Linked DNA regions of Homo sapiens: all the other regions are linked to region 1. Evidence: chromatin contacts called from ENCODE Hi-C or POLR2A ChIA-PET data. All regions are on one chromosome and are shown on one strand. The core of a region is the stretch at or near the end of the contact, and the rest is flanking DNA. Distances in the headings are between cores, read along the strand shown.

Region 1 (3,555 bases), core at 85-2,584:
GAGGCCGGCCTCATGCCAGGGTGAAGGGACAGTGGCCAGGGACTTCGGTGCAGATTAAGAGCCTGGGCAGCCAGCTTGCTACTGAGGCCAGGCTGATAGGAGCTCAGGAGGGCGCGGGAGTCCTGGGAGAGGAGGCAAGGCCCACGGTGGGCTTGGCACCCTCACAGACACGCGGGGCTGGCCCCCCTGCTCACCCTCTGGGCTTTGTCTCCGAGCCTTTTGCTCCCAGGCAACACTGAGCTGAGCTGAGGGGTGCCATGGAGCGGCTCTGATTGGAGGCTTGAGGCCCTGTGGCTGGGTCGGGTGGAGGCTGCTGGGTCTGTTTCCTAGTCTTTTGTTTTTGGACAGTTGATGGGCAAGAAGAGCTGCAGTAAAAGTAAATCTCCTTTAATAAGCGTCTGTATGAAGAGTGCGCGATCAGTTCCGTTACCTGCCCTGCACCCTGGGGAGAGGACCAGGGATGGGAACCCCTGGCAGCTGCTGCCAGTCCTGGAGGCTCAGCCCGGCGTGCCACTGCTGCTACAGAAACCAGGTCATTTGTGCACAGCCCGGAAGGCAGCGGCGCGAGTTCCCGGGTGTGGTCACCGCTCTGGGTGGTGCGCTTGTCAATGCCCCTTTTGATGCCCTTGAATAGCCTGAAGATGAAGGGGACCGGGGGAGGGTTGCAAGCGCCATGGCCTATGCAGGCTGCGGCCTCTGGCCATTCGGAGGGAAGGCCCCAGGGAGCCACCTGAGTGGAGCTCAGAACACTGGATTCGCGCGAAGGGGAGGTGTCTGGGCGTGCGGCCCCAGCCCCGCCACCTTCCTGGGCCCTGTGGTCCCACCCTCCGGACTACCAAGGCACAGCTGTGTCGCACGTTCCGCCCGGTGCCTGGGACGGGCTCAGCCGCCAGGGGGCGCCGCCGCCCCGAGAGCCTCACGCCCCGCCCCCAGGCTCAAACTCTTCCCCCTCCCCACTCTGGCTCCGCCCCCGGTCTCCTCTTTTGCTCTGGCCCCGCCCACCTCCCCTCCGGCCTCGGCCCCGCCCCCAATCCCCCATAGCTCTGCGACTAAGAAACCACAGGCTGAAGGCGACTGCAGGGTCCTGCCCCTTGCCCAGCCTCAGGACTATGGAGGGGGCGAGTGACGCGCAAGGAACGGAGCAGGGGACACCGTGCGGGCTCAGGAGCTCCCCAGATGCCCGAGCCGAACCGCGGGGTCCTCACCGCCAGGTTCCAGCCCAGGAAGCGCTCGCCTGCCCCACAGCCTGGGCCTTGGGTCGCGTTCCGAGCTCCAGGACGGCTGGTGTCCCCCGCGGCCTGCGATGACAGCCCAGGGCCGCTGAGCCGGGGCCGCAGGAAAGGCTGGCGCTGGCAGGCGCTTCCGTCGGCAGCACTGTGTTTGTGTTTCCACGTGGAAACAGCAGCGCACGTGTACAACTGTGCATACCAAGGCGTGCGTGCCAGTGCGCGGGTCTCGGGATCACTTCCCAGTGCGGTGCACGACCCCGCCTGCAGCAGTGGGTGTGGGGGCGCTGCTGGGCTCATCCCGAAGCTCAGAGAGCGTGGGGCTGCCCCTAGGCTCGGAATGAGTCTCCCACTGAGTCCGCAGCTCCCCTCCTGCCCTGGGGCGGGGCTTCCCTGACCTGAAGGCGTCGGGGGTGTCCTGGCTCCCAGCTCCCAGGCACTCGTGGGGCCACCGCCCAGGCCAGCTGGTGCTAAGTCCGCAGCCTGTGCAGCAGCGCCCGGCTTAGGACTGGGAGTGTGACTTGAAGGGCCGTCCCGCTCATCCAAGGGACAAGGAGGAGCTCATGGCCACAGGGCCTCGGAGGGCATGACCCCAGCCCAGGGAGGAGCAACCTTCAGGTGGCCTCCAGGAGGCAGCTGGGAAAAGGGCAAAGCTCACCAGCTCTCAACTTTTTTTTTAAATAAACTGAAATTTTAGAATAGTTTTTCAGATTTACAGAAAAGATGATAAACCTTAGAAACATTATATGCTAAGTGAAAGTGAGAAGTGACAGCCTGCTGGCAGTCCTCACAGCCCTCGCTCGCTCTTGGCGCCTCCTCTGCCTGGGCTCCCACTTTGGCAGCACTTGAGGAGCCCTTCAGCCCGCCACTGCACTGTGGGAGCCCCTTTCAGGGCTGGCCAAGGCCGGAGCCGGCTCCCTCAGCTTGCGGGGAGGTGTGGAGGGAGAGGCGCGGTGGGAACCAGGGCTGCACGCGGTGCTTGCGGGCCAGCGCGAGTTCCGGGTGGGCGTGGGCTCTGTGGGCCCCGCACTCGGAGCCGCCGGCTAGCCCCGCCAGCCTGGGCAGTGAGGGGCTTAGCACCTGGACCAGCAGCTGCTGTGCTCGATTTCTCACTGGGCCTTAGCTGCCTTCCTGCGGGGCAGGGCTGGGGACCTGCAGCCCGCCATGCCTGAGCCTCCCCCCTCCCCTCCGTGGGTTCCTGCGCAGTCCGAGCCTCCCCAACGAGTGTTGCCACCTGCTCAGGGCACCCAGTCCCATCGACCACCCAAGGGCTGAGGAGTGCCTTTGGAGCAGGGCACGGGACTGGCAGGCAGCTCTACCTGCAGCCCCTGTGCAGGATCCACTGGGTGAAAGCCAGCTGGGCTCCTGAGTCTGGTGGGGACTTGGAGAACCTTTATGTCTAGCTAAGGGATTGTAAATAAACCAATTGGCACTCTGTATCTAGCTCAAGGTTTGTAAACACACCAATCAGCACCTTGTGTCTAGCTCAGGGTTTGTGAATGCACCAATAGACACTCTGTATCTAGCTACTCTGGTGGGGACTTGGAAAACCTTTTTGTCAACACTCTGTATCTAGTTAATCTGGTGGGGACATGGAGAACCTTTGTGTCTAGCTCAGGGATTGTAAACGCACCAATCAGCACCCTGTCAAAACAGACCACTCGGCTCTACCAGTCAGCAGGATGTGGGTGGGGCCAGATGAGAATAAAAGCAGGCTGCCCGAGCCAGCAGTGACAACCCACTCGGGTCCCCTTCCACACCGGGATGCTTTGTTTGTTCGCTCTTTGCAATAAATCTTGCTGCTGCTCACTCTTTGGGTCCACACTGCCTTTATGAGCTATAACACTCATCGCAAAGATCTGCAGCTTCACTCCTAAAGCCAGCAAGACCACGAACCCACTGGGAGGAACGAACAACTCCAGACGCGCCGCCTTAAGAGCTGTAACACTCACCGCGAAGGTCTGCAGCTTCACTCCTGAGCCAGCGAGACCACGAACCCACCAAAAGGAAGAAACTCCGAACACATCCGAACATCATAAAGAACAAACTGCGGACACGCAGCCTTTAAGAACTGTAACACTCACCGCGAGGGTCCGCGACTTCATTCTTGAGGTCAGTGAGACCAAGAACCCACCAATTCCGGACACAAAAGAATCCAGACCCAAGGCCACATACTGCATGACTCAGGTCAGAGGCGTGGGAGCCACAGCAACCGCGTCTTAAATAGGGGCTGGGTAAAAACGAGGCTGAGACCTGCGGGGCTGCATTCCCAGGAGGACAGGCATTCTTAGTCACGGGATGAGACAGGAGGTCAGCACAAGGTACAGGT
Region 2 (3,259 bases), core at 618-3,117, 69 kb after region 1:
TAATCAATGGGCCTGTCTTCATAGTGCTAGTAGATGAAGGCACAGACATGCTGTTTTCACAGCCTGCAGACAAGTCAAAGCTGCTGTCGTTCAAATCTGTCAATCTTCTACCTTCTGTTGAGTGTGCTTTCTTGTCCTGAAGCACATGATGAGGCAGCAGCTGGTGAAGTTCCTTTCTTCTTAAATGCATTGCAGTAATTTTCATACCCATCTCAAACATCTTACTATTCACTGCTTGCCTATAAACAGTATCTGTGAAAGACTGGATATCATAGGTGAGATCAATGCTGAGAATTTCAGAATTATCTGGCTTTTTTAGCCCTAACCCAATCACCCACATTGTACGAAATTCTTCCATATCAGGATTTTCTTTGGGTGCTGGAAATGACTGTGGATTCACATGTGCCAGTGTAATAAATTCATTCTTCTCCAAGCTCCCAACCAGGATTCGGATCTTTGATTCCACCAAGCCCACCCATTCTAAATGTTGTTTTTCTGTTGATGCACTTGCCAGAAGTACAATATAATGCTTGTACTTTTGAAAGAAGCTTGGAGCTTCAAAGAGTTTGGACCACTCTGCCTTACTTAGCAAAATCTCGTGTGTGATAGCAAGCCCCTGTTTAAACTCCTCAATCATGACCATCCTGGTTGAAATAGACACGTTGTATGTGGAGTTCTGCTGTGGGTATGCTGGTGTGATGATAGGCATAAGATGGTACCTATCACTGGGATTTACTCTTGGGTCCCATACAGGCAAATTAAGATTCCGTTCTTCAGGCTCCTTCAGTAACACTGGGTTTGGCCATTCCCATTCTGAAAATACCAAGAAGAATTTCCGTACAAGAGTTGACGCTACTGCATTTGGATAAAGCTGACAAGTTCTTGCTACTAGCATGGCCCAGGAAACACCTCCGAGGAAACCTAATATATTGGAATAGATATTGTGGCACTTGGCCCACAGTTTGATGGCTCTCAGAGTCAGCCTGAAGTTGTCAATGTTTGGCACTAGATGTAAAATTTCATCGGTTACCCGGCAACCATTAAGGCTTCTTATGCATCTAATGTCTAAATTTTTAAGTAGACTGTCATCTCTTAAGTCCAAATCTTCTGGAATAGTCTGTAGTGCTAATCTTGCAAATAAAATATCAATCTCTATCCCATCAAAACACAGTTTGATAACTGGCACAAATGCCTCCTCGACAGCCCTTAAATCTTTCACTTCCTCCTGTAGTTTCAGTTTAGCATAGAATGAGGTGAAAAAGTCGCTTCGATCCACATGACTTGGTGCAACGCACAAGGCGTCAATATCTGCGCCTTTCGTATGTACTCCTAATCTGTAAGAGCCAAACGTAAAAATCTTTCCTCCAACGTTTTCAATTACAGACTGGGGAAGACTCTTGCTTTCACTGATTTCGCGTATCCATTCCTTTACCAGATTATTTAATTTTTCCAAAACTAAAATCCTGCGCTGCAGTTCCTCTTCCTCTTCGAAGACCCCGAAGGGCCTGAGGGTTTCTATTAGCCTCTGGGTGAGGAGGCAGTCCGTCTCCTTGGGGACCGCTAGACTGATAGGCGAGGAGACGCCGTAGCGATTCGGCGGCGGCGCCGGCTGCGGTGGTCCCTGGGTTGTCACCGGAAACGGCATCATCTTTCAGCGCCCGCCCCGCCAGGGCACGTCCCCCACCACCGCGACCTTCGCGGCCGCCGCCCGGGTCATGATCCGCTGAGGCGGAAGGGCAGGGCTTCTAGCTGCCCTGGTCCGACCCCACTCCCACTCCCGCTGCGCGCCCGCCGCTTCAGGAGCTTCTCCTCCTTCCCCTCAGCCCCAACATGGCGCCAGACCCCTCAGCGGCTGCGTTCCAGAACCTACCGTACACGCGCGGGCGCCTGCGCACCCGCCGCCAGCGCGAGGGCTCACGGGAGCCACAGCGTTCTGGGCTGGGGCTCCTACCGCTGCGCGGGGGGCTATACATGGGGGTGGGCAGGATTCACGTTGTTGATGACCGGCCAAACTCAACCCTTTATTGCCACTATTTTACATATTTGCCCAACTTTACCCATCTAATTCTTTGCTCTCCAAGTCCCTTGACATCGCAGATGTGCATCCTTTTTGGGGGCACCCTCAGCACTCTTCACCCTAGCGTGCACCCTTTGGAAGTCCAAAGACCCCTTCGTGGTGGGAACCCGCGGTGGAAAGCAGCTTCTGTCTTGTTTCTTGGGCCGTTGCTGGACATTGGTTTAGCTGGGGCAGCATTTCGAGGTCGACATTTGTGTTCTGGCCATGCTTTAAGGGCGCGATACTGCTGTCCTCTGGTTCCCGTTGAGAATTCCGCAGCTAGGTGAACTACTGCTCGTCTGTCTTTTCTTATGGCAGCTATAAAAGTGTCTGTCCCTAGTGCCCTGTGATCCCACCACTGTGTGTCCAGGCATAGATTTCTCTTTAATAATCTTACCCAGGCTGGGCGCAGTGGCTCACGCCTGTAATCCCAGCACTATGGGAGGCCGAGGCGGGCAGATCACCTGAGGTCAGGAGTTGGAGACCAGCCTCAACATGGAGAAACCCCGTCACTACTAAAAATACAAAATTAGCCGGGCGTGGTGGTGCATGCCTGTAATCCCAGCTACTCGGGAGGCTGAGGCAGGAGAATTGCTTGAACCTGAGAGGCAGAGGTTGCGGTGAGCCAAGATCACACCATTGCACTCCAGCCTGGGCAACAAGAGTGAAACTCTGTCTCAAAAAAAAAAATAAAATTAAAAATAAAAATAAAAAATAAAAAATATAATCTTACCCAGGATACACTATGATTCCCGAATCAGAAGTCATGCTTTTTATGATCTCCAGAAGCTTCTTGGGCACTTCCTGGGAATATGTTCTCCCACTTGTCTCCTGATTCTCTTCATCTAGACACGTTGTCAACCTTCTCACTCTGTCCTCCATGTCTCTTAAGCCGTGTGTCTTTCTGGGTGATGCCAGATTACCTCCAAGTCCTCTCTTCAGTTGTATTTAGTCTGCTGTTTAAGCATCATTGAAATATCCACTTAAATACTTATATTTCACTATTTTGTTCTTTTCCAAGCTTCTCTGCCTTTTAGATGGCATTCTGTTCTTTCATGTTTTTCCCCCTACCTTTTATTTCTTTAAACGTGTTAAACATACTTATTTAGTACTCTATAACTAATTATTCTAATTCCGAATGCTCTTGAGAAACTGTATAGTTTGTTGTTATCCAAGAACTCAGAGTGGTATTACCTCTTGGGT
Region 3 (3,374 bases), core at 39-2,538, 80 kb before region 1:
CATGGCCACTGGAGAACTGGCAGAAGCTCCTAGAGCAGTTGGATGGGGAGATCAGAGTGGGTCTCAAGAGTGCCACTCCTCGGCATTGTGTGGATGGGCGGTAGTGAGAATAATTACTAAGGGCGTCATACCCTCTCGTATCTGCATCACCCATAAGGGGTGGGCAGTGGTGCTGCCGTGTCTTGTCAGGAGGCCAGCTCTGTGTCACCCACCAGGCTGGGCTCAGCCACAAGTCGGCAACGTAGTGCCTCCAGGGCAGATGCCACGGACCGTAGAGAAGCAACGCAAGGTCAGAGAGAAAAGATTGCGGCCGGCCGGTGTCAAGGCGGGGGACCTGTGAGCTGGGCCTGGAGCTGAGGCAGAACTTGATGGACTATGACTCAAGGTTGAGATGGGGCAGGGACTCCGGGGGAGGGGCAGAGGGCAGGTGCCGCCGAGCAGGAGGGAGGACGCGGCAGGTCACAGAGCCCACCAAGTCCGAAGCTGGAAGTTCAGATTCTTTGATATTCAGAGGTGGATCATCTGTGCTTTTTTTTTTTTATCAGTCTCTCACTTTTTATCCATCATCTAATTGTGACAGCTTATTTGCCTTTATACCATAAGATGGGGAGTAGGGTTGAGATGAAATCCAAGCATCGTTTCCCTTCCCCGATGGTCGCCTCCCTGGGGTGAGACGTTCGACGTGTCAGACTTCACCAAGAGCATCTCCCGCCTCGGTGCAGTAATGGACTTGGAAACGATTTACTCCGGCACTTGGTTCCTGTCTCCATAAATGCGGCTGCTTTAAAGGGAATGTAAAAAGGGCTGTAAATTGGTATTGATTGCCGGTGGTCTTGAAGAACCCCAACTGAGGATTGACCGTTCCTTGGAGTGAAGGCTCCGCATTCAGACGCCTTTCGCCTTACGTCATCATAATTGAGAAGGGAAAGGAGACGTGTTAGTTTCAGTCTGATTATTTACCATCAAGGCATAAACACTTCTCAGAGGCAGCTGAACCCATTTGTCCTGCCCCGCGCGCTTATTTGAGAAGGAACACGGAGAGTTGTTAGAATCAAACCACCGCTCTCTGAATTCTGGGTGTATTATTGCAGTCTCGAAAAGACTGGTCATGTTTGTCTTTAAGTGTACCAGCGATCAGGCTTCTCATTTTACACCTCAAGGGTTTCCGATCCTCTTACCTCGCTCATCTGTTGCCCTCTCAGATAGGAGATACTTGGTTCTGTTTATGCTGCAGAGTGTGTTCAAATCCGTTTATGATTAAATACTGCTCAAACAGCCAGGGCAGGGTTTATTGACACACAGCGGCGTGATGAGGATGGAGTGGTAGGGGATGAATCATTGCTCTCTGTTCTGTTTATTTCCAGTTGACAAGAGGTGACATTTATTTTTAAATCGTGCTCAGAGCTCTGTGACTTCTGCAGAACTCCAAACGAGATTTCATTTTTAAAATACATTAAAGAGGGGCGATAATGACCAGTGCCAGCAAAGGGGGCATGCCTTCTTCCTGGCCCCCTTAGGCCGATAACTCCACATCTGGAGCTCATAGATAACTTTGGTTCAGGTCATTTAATCCAAGTACATTTGTGGCTTGAAAAAAGAATTCTTTTCCTGCCCTATTAATTTGCTAGTTACTTACATTTTGAAATAGTCAACAAAGTTCATAGCTGTGGTCACAGCCCATTGTGTAATTTTAAAGTCGTTGAAAATTATTATTTCTTTTCTGTACTGATCGTAACAGTGCTCTGTGCCAGGCCCCAAGCTAGGCTCTGGGGTTGGGGCGGGCTGGGATTCCCGCTCACTGAGATTCCCGCTCACTGGGATTCCCGCTCACTGGGCTTGGTGTCGCGGAAAAAACGAAGGCAGAGAAAGAATTAGACCACGGTGCAGCCACTGCAGCTTCTGGGCCGGGAAAGCCCTGCGAGGTCAGCTCCCTAAACAAGAGAATTTGCATAACCACCGTGTTTTTTTTTTTGTTTTTTTTTTGAGGCGGAGTCTTGCTCTGTCGCCAGGCTGGAGTGCAGTGGCGCGATCTCGGCTCACCACAACCTCCCCCTCCTGGGTGCAAGTGATTCTCCTGCCTTAGCCTCCCGAGTTGCTGGGATTACAAGCACGTGCCACCACGCCCAGCTAATTTTTGTAATGTTAGTAGAGACAGGGTTTCACTGTGTTGGTCAGGCTGGTCTCCGACTCCTGACCTCGTGATCTGCCCGCCTTGGCCGCTCAAAGTGTTGGGATTACAGGCGTGAGCCACCGCACCCAGCCCCGTGTTTTCTTTTGAGTTTTTTCTTTTTTTCTTTTTTTCTTTTCTTTTTTTGGAGACAGAGTTTTGCTCTTGTTGCCCAGGCTGGAGTGCAGTGGCGTAGTCTTGGCTCACTGCAACCTCCACCTCCCGAGTTCACGTGATTTCTCCTGCCTCAGCCTCCCAAGTAGCTGGGATTACAAGCATGCGCCACCACGTCCGGCTAATTTTTTGTATTTAGTAGAGACGAGGTTTCACTGTGTTGGTCAGGCTGGTCTTGAACTCCTGACCTCGGGTGATCCACCCACCTCAGCTTCCCAGAGTGCTGGGATTACAGATGTCAGCCACTGTGCCCAGCCTCTTGATTTCTTACCCATCTTTAAGATGGTTTTTAAAGTTGTCTATTTTTGAGCCCTGAAAACTGGCCCGTAACTCCCAAATCTTGTCACCTTTACAAGACAGAACAAGGAGAGAACAGAGATCATCTTTTCATGTTGACCCTATTTTCACTGTGTGTGTCTGTTTGTTTGTTGAGACAGTCTCGCTGTGTCACCCAGGCTGGAGTGCAATGGCGCGATCTCAGCTCACTGCAGCCTCCACTTCTGGGGTTCAAGTGATTCTCTTGCCTCAGCCTCCCGAGTAGCTGGGATTACAGGCGTGTGCCCCCATGCCCGGCTAATTTTTGTTTAGTAGAGACCGGGTTTCGCCACATTGCCCAAGCTGGTCTCCAACTCCTGAGCTCAAGCTATCCGCCCACCTCCGCCTCCCAGAGTGTTGGGATTACGGGCGTGAGCCACCAGCCTGGCCCCTCTTTTCACTTTGAAAGGAAAAGTTTAGGTTTAAAGACATTACTTTTGTGTGTCAAAGTAGGAGTGCGTGCTTGCTTTGCTTTGTTTTTTCAAGGCTCATCTTAAGGATTTTGGCTTACGTATTTTCTAAGTAGGCGTTACATTCCCGCGGTTCAAAACTCAAAAGGTATGCGGTTAAAAATTTTGTTTTGGTTTTTTTTCCTCTCTCTCATCTCAGTTTCCCTCCTTAGAGAATCAGTTCCCAGCGTCTTGCAAAGGAAGGGCATAAAACCCAGATGTTTTGTCCACCTGAGTCCGATTTCTCCAGAGAGCTGCGATGAGCATCA

The links. Hi-C counts contacts between places; a loop is a spot of excess contacts on that map. ChIA-PET counts read pairs that join two places held with the same protein, here RNA polymerase II (POLR2A). Pooled maps may share reads with other maps.
Region 2: a pooled map shows a loop between it and region 1 (4-fold over the local background). The contact joins the promoter of PAPOLB here to the enhancer-like site in region 1. A Hi-C loop is called at or near these places in 4 of 168 maps with a recorded cell type or tissue (heart right ventricle, ovary and posterior vena cava) and 3 of 50 pooled maps. POLR2A ChIA-PET finds 5 or more read pairs at or near these places in 2 of 52 experiments (RWPE1 and activated T-cell).
Region 3: a loop to region 1 is called in a pooled map, with 2.2 times the contacts of the local background. The contact joins two enhancer-like sites. A Hi-C loop is called at or near these places in 1 of 50 pooled maps. POLR2A ChIA-PET finds 5 or more read pairs at or near these places in 4 of 52 experiments (A549, WTC11, activated CD4-positive, alpha-beta T cell and 1 more).

The regions. Positions count from the first base shown.
Region 1 is chr7:4,791,362-4,794,916 of GRCh38, forward strand. It overlaps AP5Z1 (adaptor related protein complex 5 subunit zeta 1), which reads left to right. Exons shown (of 17, transcript NM_014855.3): 17 at 1-3,036. The coding sequence ends at 24. Among named protein-coding and RNA genes, the nearest start is that of MIR4656, 4.5 kb to the left of the region's middle. RefSeq lists a silencer at 873-992 and enhancers at 1,383-1,462, 1,567-2,241. Within about 2 kb of position 1,335, at least 10 of the 41 ENCODE cell types and tissues checked have a DNase peak (open chromatin) inside an H3K27ac peak, as active enhancers do; they include heart right ventricle and ovary, where a contact is called at or near this core.
Region 2 is chr7:4,860,163-4,863,421 of GRCh38, forward strand. PAPOLB (poly(A) polymerase beta) reads right to left here and starts at 1,868. Exons shown (of 1, transcript NM_020144.5): 1 at 1-1,868. The coding sequence starts at 1,648. The region is part of intron 2 of RADIL (Rap associating with DIL domain); the gene reads right to left. RefSeq lists an enhancer at 1,111-1,723.
Region 3 is chr7:4,711,528-4,714,901 of GRCh38, forward strand. All of the region lies in intron 1 of FOXK1 (forkhead box K1), which reads left to right. Among named protein-coding and RNA genes, the nearest start is that of FOXK1, 31 kb to the left of the region's middle. RefSeq lists an enhancer at 1-273. Within about 2 kb of position 1,289, at least 11 of the 41 ENCODE cell types and tissues checked have a DNase peak (open chromatin) inside an H3K27ac peak, as active enhancers do.